Regions from separate parts of the Homo sapiens genome. Here region 2 is linked to region 1. The links are chromatin loops, found by intact Hi-C in ENCODE. Cell type or tissue: HepG2. All regions are shown on one strand.

What was found. Peaks named below come from ENCODE experiments on the same cell type or tissue, not always from the same donor. Only the 100,000 strongest peaks of a DNase experiment are listed, where the experiment ranks them.
Region 2: it touches region 1 in a loop (6-fold over the local background); 2 of 110 quality-filtered maps call a loop at or near these places.

Annotation. Positions count from the first base shown.
Region 1 is chr10:127,240,184-127,248,183 of GRCh38, forward strand. It overlaps DOCK1 (dedicator of cytokinesis 1), which reads left to right. Exons shown (of 52, transcript NM_001290223.2): 28 at 7,825-7,926. Among named protein-coding and RNA genes, the nearest start is that of INSYN2A, 48 kb to the left of the region's middle. In HepG2, a CTCF peak has its summit at 3,535 (motif pointing right); a DNase peak (open chromatin) is centred at 3,548.
Region 2 is chr10:127,297,341-127,305,340 of GRCh38, forward strand. The region is part of intron 29 of DOCK1 (dedicator of cytokinesis 1); the gene reads left to right. Among named protein-coding and RNA genes, the nearest start is that of INSYN2A, 100 kb to the left of the region's middle. In HepG2, no CTCF peak of the experiment used is centred here; DNase peaks (open chromatin) are centred at 3,901 and 5,201; H3K4me3 peaks cover 647 bases.

The DNA.
Region 1 (8,000 bases):
GATACAGGTTTAATTTTGTTGTTAGTAGTTCCAAATAGCTAAAAGATGACATTAGTGTAAGTTATTTTCTGTTTTATATAGTTTTGGCTTTTTTTTTTTTTAACAAACATTCCTCACTCTAAAGTTCTTTATAAAATAAAGAAATTGTAATATTTGGGAGATTAAATGAGTAAAAATTAATTATATATTGAATAAAGGCATCATGGGAATGAATTCATCTTTAAATGAAAAAAGGAACAATTTCACCATGGGTTGTTTATATGGGAAAGGTTTTATGAGTTCACTGATGAGAATGGACACCCATTTTCCGGTGAGCTTCAGTTTTAACAATAATACCTGAATCAGCCTTTTTATTATGTCTTATGCTTAATCAAATATTTAATTAATAAAACGTGACATACTTTTTGAGGGCACAGCGATGACTCCTGACATTCAATGTATGCGGCACTGCACACTATCCTCTGTCCTCATTTTACAACATCGTTCTTTCTATATTTTTAATTATTCTTTCTTTCTTATACTCCCCGCCCCCTTAATCTTAAAAGGATTTTGAGGTAGCTTTAAAGAAATTCTATATAATATGAAAACACATGTGTGAGAAAATCAAAGCAACAAGGAGAAGCTATCTCATTTCTATTTCAACAAATATAAGTGAAAGAACAATGTTACAAGGATTATAGAATTTTGCAAGATTTTTCCAAGTATGTTATTATTTTAAATCTGAGAAATATGATAGTTATAAGGGCAAATCGTTTGACTTGTCCTGAAAATCACTAAGCTGGGGGAGGAATATAAGGAAGATATGATGATCATGAATATAATCTCATATCTACCTGAGGATAGTAATTATAGTTCTTTGGCTGGGCGCGGTGGCTCACGCCTGTAATCCCAATGCTCTGGAGGCCAAGGCGGGTGGATCACCTGAGATCAGGAGTTCGAGATCAGCCTGGCCAACCTGGCAAAACCCTGTCTCTACTAAAAATACAAAAAATTAGCCAGGCGTGGCATACCTCTAGTCCCAGCTACTCCGGAGGCTGAGGCAGGAGAATCACTTGAACCCAGGAAGCGGAGGTTGCAGTGAGCTGAGATCGCACCACTGCACTCCAGCCTGGGAGACAGAGCAACCCTCCATCTCAAAAATAATAACAATAATAATTATTATTATTGTAGTTTTTTTACTTCTCTTACATTTTCTAAATGTTCTTCCTTTCCTCTGGGTTCTGTTTTTGTTTGTTTGGGCCTCCTTTATTAATGCTGGATGAATTTTTTTCACAAGGCCCAGTACTCTTGCTCAGACCCTCTGTCTCCAAGTTTGTGCACAGAGCATGGAGGCGCATGGGCTTTCCTGCATGGCAAGCCTGGATGGGCTGAGCTGTCATACTTTTGGAACCTCCATGCTTAGTATTAGTGCTTATGTTCTCTTTGGCTGGTCATTTTCACCAAAGAGGATTCTTCTGGTCTTCTTTCTAGGTTTGGTTTGGGACTAAGGTTAGGAGGGGTTAGTTTAAGCCTCCTTGCTGATATGCTGGGAGCTGAGCAGAAAAGAGAGAGGGGAGTATACTGTTTGGTTTGACATCAAACTAAACAGGTGTTTCTTCCAGGTGGTTCTTGTCATTTTCTTCTGCTTTTCAGGTACCTCCCTTGTCCAGAGAGTAAACATGTGGTCCTCTCCCCAGGAGTGAGTTGGAGAGCCCCTCACTGGACATGCTGGGCATAGGCAGACTGGATATAGGGTCACATTTCAAAGCCATCAGCACTGTTGTTTTTCATCTCACATGTAGCCTCCTGAGTACCTGGCACCCTCCAGTTTCTGGGCCTTCCTTGGGTTTTGCACCAGGGATTCACAGACTTCCTGTTAAATGTCACCACGTTCTTGCCTTGAGGGCAGTTGGTACCCACTCATCACCCTCTTTCCTGCTTCCAGAATTCTCTTGTCTTTAGTTGCATCTCCTCAGAGTCCCCTGGTCCTTGTGGGCTTGTGCAGTTTTAATATGTGCCTTACTGTCATTTAATGTGAGGAACTGGGAATGCATGTTTTAAATAGTTTCTAATTTGTGATGTAGGCAACCCCTAAGTATATTTTGAAAAACTTCAGCTCTGTGCAGACTTTGCAGGAGTTTGGGGCTAATTTATAACATTTTGAGGTTTTGTTTGTTTTTTGGACTCCCTGTTTTTCTCTTTCATATTTTCTCACAGAAAATACCACCTATGAACATTTTGCCATTGGCTTTCCCTCTACAAAAGAGAAAGCCATTGTGCTCTGTTGGCCTTCTATCTTATCAGCTCTAAGAACTCACTCATACTTGGATTTATTTCAAATCATTTTAAAGAAGGACTTGACTCTCAGTTACATTCCCTTTTCCTATATTCTCTTCTTCATAATATTGCTTTACAGTATTGATTCTTTGGCTTGAATGCGCCCCAAAAGAAAAATCATCCAGAAGTCATCACCATTATGTTTTTTTTGTTGTTGTTGTTTAGTAATATATTTTAAAATGTTACTGGATAATTCATTTTCATTGCTTTTTATGATGATTATAAGATGGGTTTATTTTCATTAATATATTTGAAATTTAAGCATTTGAGTGAGATTTCCTCTTCAAAGTCCTTGCCTTAGTGAAAACACGGTTAAACTTTGTAACAAGACCTCAGTTGAAATCATGAAGCATAATCCCGGATTCAGTCTTCAGGGTTCTCCTTTTATTGAAACCGGGCACCTACCGTCCACACTCGTCACTCCTGTGTCTCTGTTTACAGCTCCAACAGCTTCTGAGGCTGGGAACTGCCCAGAGATCCTTTGGAATTTAGAGAACTTAGAAGAACGTTAAAATTTCTGCCTGTGTTGTGTGTCCCAGAGAGCAAATCTGTGCTTTGTACAAAGTGTGAGCTCCAGGGTCGATTGAGACAGCTCTTGTCTGGCTGATGAAATTACCAGGAGCAATTTTATACCCTGCTATCCAAGTCACATGGCTAAGTCCATTTTTATTACACCTTCACAGCTCCTCAAGAATATGAATTAAAACCCTTTGGATTTTTTTCTTCTAATTCATACTTAGACCTTCCACTAGGCATAGTTGACAAAGGCACTGTTTAAAAGATATGTCTCATCCTGAGTTTCCATTCACCAGTCTGTGCTTTTGTTAGCCTTTTGTTTTTATATCCTGCAATGACATCCTGCATTCAACTTGCCTGTCACTGAATGTCCCCCTGCTCCACCACCAGCACCCCATTCTACCTGTGCTGTTTTCCTTCTACTGAGACTCACTTCCACCTGTGCCCAGTTCCACCTGCCTTTCCTTCTACCCAGCCTCAGTTCTACTTGTGCTCAATTCCACCTGCCCTTCCTTCTACCTGTGCTCAGTTCTACCTGTTCTCCATTTTTCCTATCAACCTACCTAGTGAAATGGGGGCCCAAACACATTTAAAACTGGGGCACTGAGGTACTTCCAGGAGGGCTGGGGGTGTGCGGGGACGACTTCTGTCCAGGGCTCCCTCCAGGAGCAGTGCCAGGCAGTAGCCAAGGCCACACCAACAGGGGGAGCCCTGCGAGAGAGATTTTTTAAGACAGGAGCTTAAGAAATGGAACTAGATCAGGGGCAGGCAGGGAGAGTTTGTCCCTCCTGCCAGATGGATCCTTTTCTTTCTGGACCACCTTTAAAAATATTAACATACTTTCTCTTTATAAAAACAATCTGGGCTTAGTCTCCCTCCACTCATGACTATCTGGTATCTTTTCTAGTCATTTTTTGTTTTTCTTGTACTATATATTCTTTATATTGGTCAAATGTGTATACATAATTACTGCAGTTTTCCTCTTCAATTATTTTCTCATGCTATTAAAATATTCCATATTTGCATAATGTTTCTTGATTTAATGGTTGCACAATATTTCATCATAACACAAGTTATGATTGCTTGACTTGCCAAATAAAAATATAGGACCCCCAGTTCAGCTTGAACTTCAGGTAAACAACAGTTTTTTTTTTCTAGTATATGTATCTCTCATGTAATATTTCATTGCAACGTTTGGGACATATTTATTTTTCTTTGTTTATCTGAGATTCAAATGGAACTGGGCATCCTGTACTTTATCTTGCAACCCTACAAAATATCATATTATTTACACAGTTTCTTGTGGTGGATGTTTAGAATTTTCAGCAATGCTATGGACATCTTTGGGTATGAAATTTTCTATTTTGAATTACTTCCTTTGGTAGATTATCAGAAGTAGAATTACTTAGGAGATGAGTATTTATTTTCAAGACTTTTCAAACCTATCTCCAAATCACTTTTTAAAAAGGTTATAGCAATTTATGTTCCCACCAACAGCACACAAGAGTCCTCGTTCCCTGCACCCTTGCTCACATTATCATCATTGAAATACTTCTTTGCTATTTTGGCAGGCAAATAATGATGTATCATTTTCATCTTTGATTACTAATGAGGTTCACTTTTTTTTGTTGTTTATTAGGCATTTAGTGTCCTGGTTTTTAAATTTTCTGCAAGTATATCCTGACTTCTGTGGCCCCATTTTGCATTGCTTTGAAGTTATAAGGAATATGTCTTATTTTTACTTATTGACTTATTTTTACTCAGCTGCTGGTGCTGGAGCCTAGTCCCTATGTTCAGGCTCAGGGATGGTTCTGCACAGTGGCTTTTGCTCCCAGCCTACCTGCTAGCCTACCCATTGTCTAGAAGATAAAAGCTTCATTTAGGAGTCATCTCCCAAATGCATTTAAAATAAATCAGTTAAAGCACAGAATAGTAATTTTCTTCTGAGCACACAGAATTAAAGTTTTATTTTCACAGAGCTCGCTCACTTTTGTTCCTAATAAATGACTGGTTTCAAAAGGCTTCCATAAATACCCGTTTTATCCACCCTTATAAGCCCACAGATATGCTGCAGGGTTCTGCTGTGTTCATGGAAACCATAAGGCTTCATGGTATCTGCAGTATTTGCCCAAAAAAATACTGATAACCCAAGGATGGGACTCCATTCCCAAAGGGCAGGGAGGAAGGGGAGGGGCATTTCAGTGAATTTTAATATGCAGATCATCCGTTTCCTAATGGAGTTCATGCTTCACCTTAGAGCTGAAAAAGCAAGACTTACTTTCGCTAAGAAAGGAAAGACTGAACGATGCACATGACTTCTGGAACATTTCCTTAAGTTTGGTAAAGAGGGCACGCACAGTGCCCGGCAGCACCGCCTCTAACTTGTGGAGATGGCCCATCCTTCTGGCCCTTCTGGGCCTCCTGTAATTAATCCCCATCGCAGTTAAACAAGGGGCCGCGTGGTTGCCTTCTCTGATATGCTCTTCCAGAGAGACTTCCCCACGGGGCATTTACATCCTCCCAGGACTTGTTTTATGGAAATTGCTGTGTTCGCTTCAGTTTTTCGTTTTCTGTGTTACAACGGTTTTGGCATTTGTTGCCTTGCATGAATTTCTCCGCATGACGTGACAGTCTGCTGCCTGAATTCAGTATGTCCACGTCACCTGTTCACGTCATCTGGCCTGAGTCTGGCTGCACTGATGTTTCTCATTAGTGTTACTCTGTGCTCATACCCTCAGCATTTTGAGACCCCCTCAAGGATTATGCTTTTCTTTCTACTTTCAGCCTGATCATTTAAGCTAAGCACATTGATACATTGCTTCTGGTGATAAATAGCTGACTTTGTGATTTCATTTATTCTAATGTGTAAGTCTCCATTGTGTAACTGGTTTGACCTGCAGAAAATTGATTTCAGCACCTACTAGGTTCACCTAGGCTGATATAGGCCTCTTCTTCAGCGGGAAAAGCTCCTCCTCTCAAGGGGAAGAGTCCGGGTCAGCGACTGCATCAGGGTCAATTGTGGGCAGAGTACTTCGAAGCCTCTTCTTCCTCACCCTCTTCCAGCTTTCTCTGATGACTGCAAGCGTAGAGGAAAGTGAATCTCTACCTTGTGTTGGTCATCAGAAGTGGCTTCAGATTCCTTAGAGGAAGAGTTAAAATGTGCATCTGGATGAGGGGTAAAGAAATGAGGTCAGCCAGTAAGTACCTGTCTTATAGTCCTAGAGTACAGCCTCCACACCCAGCTTTGCCATTCACTCCTTCAGAGAGTGAAACCTCTAAGCCTCAGTTTCACTGCCTGTAAAGTGGCACAGGAAGAGAAATTTGTGTGTGATTGAAAGAGGTCGTATTCTATTAAAGTGACAGTGTTGTTATTAAGACGATTATCCACGGGACACATCTCATTGTCATAAGGAGTAGACAAGATACAAAGGCAGCCTTTCTTGAGCTGAATGGTATGCCAAATATTTATATGTTTCAAAAGTTCACAAATTTTGCCATTTTACTAATCATTGCCTCAATGGAAAACAAGCATTATTTAGCTGTTTCCCTGAACACCAACTTGGAATCTAAATCTCAGCAATTATCATCATTCACAAATAATTTATATTTCTGGGCAAATGGAAGATATCATATCATCATTATTGTGTTTGTTCAATTTGAGTAATGCGTCCTTCGAGGACTCATTTGGAAGTAGATATGTGTACTATAGGTATAAAATGGATTGGAGAAAATATTGGATTTTAACATTTCACTGTAAAGCCTGTATTCCAAATTAATATAAAAGACATTTAGGCATTCTGATATATTGCTGGTAAAAGGAGAGTTAGTAAAAGAATGCAATTTGAGAGCTCATTTAATAGAGAAAAAATAGGGACATGTCTCAAAGTGTGTTTCATGCTATAATTTTACCAAACTTGTACTGGCTTAATGGGAAAAAATATATATCCTGTGTTTCTTAAAATGTCATTAACTTAGGGGGCAATATTTAAAAGCAAGGAAGGCTTTACAATGTTGTTAGCTACAAAGCCTAGCAGTGAGCAATTGCAGTTAATGGCAACAGAACTGCCTAGCTCACAACCCGCCACCAAAGCAAACACCCTTCAGGGCACGCAAACAAACGTGTGCACACCCACGTCCACACACATACTGGCTGCCTCCATTTGCAACAGCCGGAGAGACGTTTCAGCTTTGGCCCTTTACCTTCCCCATTCTTGATTTTCTGTGTTGCTTTCTTTTTTCCTCCTTCTTTTCCTTTCCACCCAGCTCCGTCTGGTCTGAGAAACTCCCAGCTCTCCCACTTGACATTCTGATGAGCCCACATTCCTCCTGTCCTTCTTCTCGGGGAGGAGAATTGGGCCATAACTCATTGTGGAGTTGTGGTGATTGCCTCCACATCGGGCACAGGGGGATACAGGCTGATTTTGAGAAATTAGAGGCCTTTCTTTGCCATGGCCCAAGAGGAGAGGCTGCACACACATTTTGCCGGATAATAAGGGCAGCAAGTTTCCAAGAGAGCACAAAACAGAAGTTCCCATGATTTCCATCCTGTCTTTAATTTTCTTGTATTTAATGCAAAAGTATTTCAAGCTTATTTTTCCAGTCTGGACAACCCTGTATCAGGAAACACTTGAGGTATTAATAGTTAGAGAGAATAAAATACAGCCCTGAGTGTGAGTGCACCAGTGTTTCTCATTCATGTTACTGTGTACTCATGTCCTCAGCATTGTGAGACCCCCTCAAGGGTTTTGCTTTTCTTTCTACTTTCAACTTGATATTCTAAGGACCCCCTACCAAAAAACATTCCTGAGGTTGGAAGTGACCCATGCCTTATGCTGATCTTCCCTGAGAGAGGGGCAGCAGAACCCAGGGCTCCCTGCCCATGCCCCGTTGCTTCTCCCTGACAGTTTCAAGTCCCAGAATCTGGGATGATTTCGGCTTTTCCCATGAGTGTTGCTCTGTCTCATCTAATTCTATCTTTTGATTCATTTACAGGGAAACTTCGTGGCTTGCATGACAGCTATTTTACGACAAATGGAAGATTACCATTATGCCCACTTGATCAAGACTTTTGGGAAAATGAGGACTGATGTGGTAGTAAGTGTCCCTTTCACCCTGTTCACATAACCATGTTTTAGGGCCAGCACTTTAGACAAAAGCCTGATATCAAT
Region 2 (8,000 bases), 57 kb after region 1:
ATTATACTGGCTGGATCATAGGGGGTCAGTGAGTCATGAGAATGAGCCCTAATTGTAGAGAGTAGGATGTGTGATGAGAGAAGTGGGGACGCATCGTCATGGGGACCATCTTGATGGAGGGAGGGAGAAAAGAGAGGAGAGATAGGCAGTGAGCACAGAAGGAGGAGAGGAGAACCAGGCAGGAGCTATGCCAGTGACACCAAGGAAGGGTGCGTTTGCTGTGATGTGTTTTCATCACGTTTTCATAATTAACCAACAGATTAATATTCCTCAGAAATACAAAGCACCTCTCAATCATGCTATACCTTCTTCCCAACTTTACAGTAATACATTTCTTAACTTTCTAGTTATGTTTTAGCACCTTAGAATATTGAAAACATAAACCAAACCCTCATGGCACGAGCATGGGAAGCCCTTGTGATGAAAATCAGCTCAATGAGAGGGGAAATGCGGGAAGCATTTTTAGCAGAAAGTGATGACAGCTTGGAGCATCCCAAAGCTATGCATTATTCAGACGTGTCGGAGCGAGAGTGCCCGATTTCACCACCCATTACCTATTGGGATGCCTTCTTCTCTGCTTGCTAATCTGAATATTACTCATTTCAAGGTTTTGTTTATATTATCTTGAGGGGAAACAAACAGTACCTAATTAATCCCACCAAACATAATATTGGAAAAGCAATTATTCCCACCACGTGTAATAAACCATCTGTAGGGAAAATAATCCATTAAGTGTGAATCAGTGTGAATTTTAAAACTATTATTAAGATCAGATTGGTTCCTCGTTATGAGCACCATAATTTTAGTATTTGTTCATGCATACTGTGTTATGCCATGTTCTGTAACCTTAAATCCTTAATGTCCAAACAAATAATATCTATATGCTAATTAGTGTCAAAAATCACAGGTCAGCCAATCAGGTGTTTCACAGATGAGCCCCTTTTTTGGGGGTTAGCTCGAATCTGTGATTAATTAGAAAGTGAGTCCCCTATTTTGAAATTCTAGTGATAATTGTAGCAGAGGGCTGAATTTATTTGCATTTTCAGTAAATCATCCATTAACTGAAATGAAATCTTTTTGTTAAATTACTGCTCCTGGTTCAGTTAGGAGGGAGTTTTCCCTTCATTTTTAAATGTACTGGAGTATCCTTCAGTTCTCCTTGAGTGAGAAGCAATCGCTTTGACCATTGTCAACCAGAAAGAATTTCCCCACAGCATTTCTCTCTTTCCCAGCTGGGCCATAAATTGTCTCGTGACTGAGGTTGCTGTCTGCTCCTGAGCAAGCTGGAAGCAATGATGAGCTCAGAGCTGGGCTTTATTAAATCCTAGGAAGACACATAAAAATTGTTAGCAGTTGATTTCGCAGGAAACACCTAGCAAACTTGTCGGGGTTTATATTACAAAGCCCAGGGCCTGCAGTTAGCAGATCATCTTTTTTGAAAAGCATTTGGGTACCTTTGTCAGAGCTTTTCTGCATTTTGACGTAGGAGGATACCTGAGGGCCATGGTTGTGAGAAAGGAGAGAACCCACCCAGGTGTCCTGGGGATTGTTTTATTCATAAAGTAATTCGGATGATCTCGAGGTGGTCCAGGGAGATGGGATAGAGTCAGCCAAGGTGTCTATTGTAAGATAGATTGTGAACCCCTCAAAGATAGGCTGAAGTCCTTATTCCTGTCACCTGTGATTGTAACCTTATTTGGAAATAGGGTCTTTGCAGATATAATCAGGTTGAGGTGGGTGCATGTTGGAGAAGGATGGGCTCTTTATTTTTTGTTTGAGACCATGTCTTGCTCTGTCACTCAGGCTGGAGTACAATAGCATGATCTCAGCTCGCTGCAACCTCCACCTCCCAGGTTCAAGTGATTCTCGTGCCTCAGCCTCCCGAGTAGCTGGGATTACAGGCATGCGCCACCACACCTGGCTAATTTTTTTGCATGTATTTTGGTAGATACAGGGTTTCACCATGTTGGCCAGGCTGGTATTGAACTCCTGACCTCAGATGATCCACCTGCCTCGGCCCTCCAAAGTGCTGGGATTACAGGCGTGAGCCGCCGCGCCCGGCCAAGAAGGGTGGGCTCTTAATCCAATGGCTGGTCTCTTATAAAGAAGAGAAGACACAGACACACAGGAAAAATGCTGTGTGACCGTGGAGGTGGATCAGAGTGAAACATCTGCAAGTCAAGGAGATTGCCAGCAACACCAGAAACTAAGAGGAAGGCATGGGACAGAGTCTTCCAGACGGGCTTCAGAGGGAGCATCGCCTTGCCAGCACCTGGATTTGGGACTTCTGGCCTCTTGAACTGCAAGAATAACTTTATATTGCTTTAAGCCCCCCAGCTTGTGGTCACTTGTCATGCCAGCCCCAGGAAACTGACATGTCATCTCTCCGTGTGACTGGTTAAGTCTTGATGTGATCTCCTAGACCTACGTACTTTGGAGCTAGCCAGGGTATGATCAGCGAGAGGCTTAGGACTTGGTTAGTTCAACCAAGCTGTTGGAGCCCATTCTTGCCTCAACCTAGTGAAATCAAACCTTGCATCCTTTTCTCTTGCCTTTCTGAAGATGTGGATTTGAAAAAAAGAAAAGTATTCCTGCAAAGTTCCTTATCTCAGGCTCCATGGCATTTCTCAGAGCATCCGGCCATTGAGAACTGACTCCGTTTCTCCAAATTCAGCCTTCCCATGTGAGTTCTGTCCTGAGATGTGATTGGGGATTGGAAGCCAAGCAGACCCAGCAAAGGGAAGGTGACCAGTGGACTCCACCTGCTCAGCAAACACTGACCTGGCTTTTCCTTTCTGGGAAGTTCCGCAGGCCAGCTGGCATCCTCCCCGATGGCATTTCCTGGAGTCCTCACCTGAACTCTTGGGAATTGCCGCCTAGAGACCACCATGCAAAGCAGGATGTTGAAGACAGATTAGAAGGCTTCTTTCGCGCTGCCTCTCCTGTGCGGCTTCTCTCCGTTGTCTGTCTCCTCTCTTGTGCTTTCTGGATCTCTTCTAAAGCTTCTTGGGAAAAGCCAAACAGGAAATGAGCCACCAAGAGACTGGGCTTAGACAATGATGGCCAAGTAGAAAAGATTCTATGTTCTAGCATTGGGGACTGCAGAGGAGACAGCTGCCCCTTTCCAGGACCTGTCGAAGGACAAAGTCTAAGGTCCGTGGGGATCACCCTTCAGGAAGATGGCATCAGGCCACAAAAATAGAAAAGAGATATCGCCCTCCCTTTTATAGCACAAATGTTACCAGTCATGCTAGTATCAAAAATTATATTCCAGTTTACTTTCTGCTTCCCTTTCAGGCCTGAGATGCCTGGTTGATCCATCTTCGAATACTTTCAGGGAGCTAGTTTTTCTTGGGCCTTTTTCCCTCTTAGGGGCCACCACAGAATGGCCTCCCCAGCCGTTTTCTCTCCCTAATTCTGGAGCCTGGCCTGCCTGTCCTCCCGAGAGCCCCACCTGACTTTCTTTGCTTTGCTTTGCCTCTGTGGCTCAGCTTGTTTCATCCGTTCCTCCTTGCCATTTTGAAGGCAGTGCCAGCACTGGAGAACCCTATCAGTGCTTGCAACCCCACCACGAGGCCGGCAGCCGGGAGGGCTGGGCGCATCCGCTCACTGTAATCTCCAGAACAGATACCAGCTTTTCCTAACCCCCTAGCCTGTTCTAACCCTTGAACTGCTTGAGAGATGTCAAAATCATAACTCTCTGGGGAAGAGGAGTCAGTGTTTCTGTCCTAGCAGCACGCATCAGTGCAATCAGAGCTCTGTAAAAGCCAGGATCCACCAAGGGGAGGATTTGTGAAGCTTTTTCCAGTTACAGTGAGAACTGGGCAGGCATCGAGTCTCAGTTTCAGTGCCGCTTGAATACAGGGTGTCAGTGTCACTTGAGTGCTAGGCGGAAGTGCAGGTTAGGCCTGGATCGGAGGGTTAATGATTAGGTTTCTCCCGGGCTGCTTTTCACATCAGTGCTGTGCAATAAGCACTTTTACAAGTCAGGCTGCTTCCTTTGTTTGAGCTGCTAACCCTGTGTATTGAGCCTAGCTAAATAACTCCGATATTAGGATAATATACAAATGAATGTGTAAAACACACTTCAGTGAGTACTGTGCTAACCGCTTCTTTTGGTGGAGGGAGGAAAGAAGGGTGTTTACAAAACGGCTTCGCTTTGCTATTGTCATGAGGAGAACAGGAATTTCTCCAGGCTGTGTGGTCACCGGTGAATATATGCATCTAGGTTTTAGTATTTATTTGGAAATCAAATGTATTATGGGCAAGGGTATGTAATGAACCAGCCATTTAAAGATCCCTGGACATAAAATGCAAGCTTTTGGCTGCGCGCTGTGGCTCATGCCTGTAATCCCAGCACTTTGAGAGGCCGAGGAGGGCAGATCACTTGAGGTCAGGAGTTCGAGACCAGCCTAGCCAATATGGCAAAACCCCACCTCTACTAAAAGTAGAAAAATTAGCTGGGCATGGTGGCGGGTGCCTGTAGTCCCAGCTACTCGGGAGGCTGAGGCAGGAGAATCACTTGAACCCAGGAGGTGGAGGTTGCAGTGAGCTGAGATCGCACCACTGCACTCCAGCCTGGGTGAGAGAACGAGACTCCATCTCAAAAAAAAAAAAAAAGAAAAAAAAATGCAAGCTTTCGACAAAGCCTGCCTGCCTGCTTTGTGTGTGCCTTCCCTTTTTCTTGCAGTGGCCCTGTGGGTTTGCATGGCCCTCTGTGGCCAGCCTCAGGATCTAGGGTCCTCTCTGCTTGTAGTATAAGCTTTGAATGCTGTGGCCCGGAGCTTTTCCACAGCCTGTGTTTCCTGCTTCTGGTCTGCTCTAGAGAAATTCAAGTCAGGTTTGGCCTGGCTTGGCCAACCCGAGCTTGCCATGTACCTGAGTCCCAAGGGTGTCTGTCCCCTAACTCTAGCCACCTGTTGGGGAGGTAGGAAGGTCTGGGAGGGAGATGCTGAGGAGAGCAGAGTCGTGTGCAGACCAGGTGGGACTGGACTACAGGAGAGACCAGGTGGGACTAGACTACAGGAGAGCCCTGGGGGGCCACTCCTGGGGCCAGGAGCTGCTCCCTGAGGGAATTCTGAAGCTGGTTTGTGATTCTGTGTCACAGCCACCTGCATCCCAGTGAAAGCTATGGTTGCTTTCCATAGGTAAAGGCAATTTGAGGACAGCAAACATATTTTCCCCCACACAATCCGTCATTGTCTGGTGATGGGCTGTCAGTCCAAACCGTAGCCTAGAAATCGTAGCTCAGGAAGTAGAGTGCTGAGAGGAACAATTCAAACAATTTTGTTTCCTAAATGTATTCTTCAGTTGAAGTCTTTGTGGTTAATGTTGATAGTTTGTAGGCACAATCACTATTCTATGCATAGGGACAGCTTTTCCTAACTCTGGAAAAGAGGGGGTGTGTGTGTGTGTGTGTGTGTGTGTGTGTGTGTGTGTGTGTGTGTATTGTCAAAAACCAATGGAAGAGAAACACTTCAAAATGGGTGAGAACAGAGAACAGCATGAAATATGGACAGCAGACAGCCCTGTATGCAATGAAAATGCAGGTGCATGGTCACTAGAAAAGATGCCTCATTCTTTGAATTTTTGGCTCTTTGAAACACCTGTGTGACATTAAATTTTTTACTGAAATGTGGTATTATTAAGTCTTGCGTTTAAGTTTATAATCAGAAACAAAAACACCATGTCCTGTTAAGGAAAGAGTTATTCTGACAACGGTTAGCAGGATAAAGAAGATTTTACTCAGGAGTATTGCAATAGGTGTCAAGATTCCACAGAAGAGGAGAGAGATCAGTCTCAACTCGAAATACAGTACAAAACTTGGGATTTATAGCCAACAACCTGGGTGGGGCAGGTGACAGTCAGTGGATGGAAAATTACTAAGAGGACACCTCAAGGATAGGAGGTGTCTTGCTAAATGAACCTAATAGGATTCTTCCTGAAAACAGGCCAATGACTTAGACAGCAAAGGTGGAGGATGAGTAATTTGATCTCATGTCAAGGGTGTGGATTCACTCCAAACTCTCTTAGCAGGATAGAGCCAAAGTCAATGCCTAGTTGAGAAGAGAGCTCAGAGGAGCCTGGCTAACATTTAGTCAAAAAGAGTCTCTGTCAGTGCTCGATTTAGTTTTATTACTCAACACTGATACTTTCTGAGCTAGGCACTGGGTTAAACACTTAAAAAAAAGAAAAAAAAAGGTTGGCCAGGCATGGGTGGCTCACACCTGTAATCCCAACACTTTGGGAGGCCCACACCTGTAATCCCAACACTTTGGGAGGCCACAGTAAGAGCATCATTTGAGCTCTGGAGTGCAAGGCCAGCTTGGGCAGCATAGTGAGACCCTATCTCTACAAAAAATTTTTAAAAATTAGCCGGATCATGGTGTGTGCCCGTAGTCCCAGCTACTTGGAAGGCTGAGGTGGGAGGATAGCTTGAGCTTGAGAGGTTGAGGCTGCAGTGAGCTGTGATCCCACCACTGTACTCCAGCCTGGGCAACAGAGTGAGATCCTGTCTCAGAAAGAAATAGTTTAGTGGCAGGTGAGAGAGCATCATGTAATCGCGATGTGTAAAAACGTGCAAGAATGGAATTGTGCAGAAAACCCAGTGCGGGCTTATCAACCCGAAGAATTCCCTCTGGGCCCCAGGGAACATTCAGCAAAGAAGCTACCTTGGGGATTGTTCTTAGATTTTAACAATTTGCTGGGATGAGAGTATTTGAGAGTGGAAAGAGCACTGGGCTGAGGGAACAGCACGTGCCAAGCGATGGGGAACACAAGAGCCGGGTTCTGTGGCTGCTCAGGGGGCAGAGCTCCAGCCAGGCCTACAAGGCACACAGGATGGGGGTGGGGGCCGGAGCTGAGGCTGCGGAGCAGTCGGGGAACCTCTTCCATCATTGACAAGTGAGCCCAAACCATGCCATTCCAGGAGTGTTACCCTAGCCGCTTGTTATGAAGCCCTCTGTTACTTGGGATGATCTGAGTGGCCTTCCACGCACTTCAGAAAATAAATTCCTTTTTTATGGTGAGCGAAATTCTAATATATATTTGTATTTTCACTAACCTTACCAAAGAGAAAAATGTCAGCCCTTTTCCTGAAGTTTCTTTTGTCCACTTGTGACTTTCAATTAAATTTTAAAACCTCCAGAGTAGGAGGAATCCCCCACAGAGACAATAAGTTAGCTGATTAATTGAAAACGTGGAAGCTATTTTTATGATTACCACATACCTTGTATTTTATTTTTACTGAAAACACATAAGTGAGGTCAGGTGTGTTGGCTCATGCCTGTAATCTTAGCATTTTGGGAGGTGAGGTGAGAGGCTTGCTTGAGCCCAGGTGTTTGAGACCAGCCTGGGCAACATAGGGAGACCTCATCTCTACAAAAAATAAAATTAGCTTGGTGTGGTGGTGCATGCCTGTGGTCCCAGCTACTCAGGAGGCTGAAGTGGGAGAGTCACTTGAGCCCAAGAGTTCAAGATTGCAGAGAGCCATGATCATACCACTGCACTCCAACCTGGGTGACAGAGTGAGACTTTGTCTGAAAAAAAACAAAACAACAACAACAAAAAAACTCACATAAGTGTACCTTAGGCTTTTTTTGTTTTTTGTTTGTTTGTTTTGCTTACCTTTTATGTAAGTCCAATGCTTCTTTTTGAACGTGGTTCCACTGATGAGCTTCTATAATGCCTCATCAACAGTTCTGCCTACAATTTTTTAAAGTGGAGTTAGTCACATTTTTCAGGTTTTCCAGTTGTCTCACCCCAGTCTAATTTTGCATATTTTTTTTAGCTCTTTACCTTTATTATAGCCTTTGTAAAGCATTCCATTTAGTTTTCCAAAACTGGTTCTTTTTCATGGCACTAATAATTCATTTTCTCATGTCACATTTATTTGAATTACGTAATTATAGTAGCAAGGAGAATTGGTATTAAGTAAGTTTTAGGTGAAACCCATCGACTTTGGGATTGTGCACTCTGATGAGTCGGGCAGAAGAGTCCAG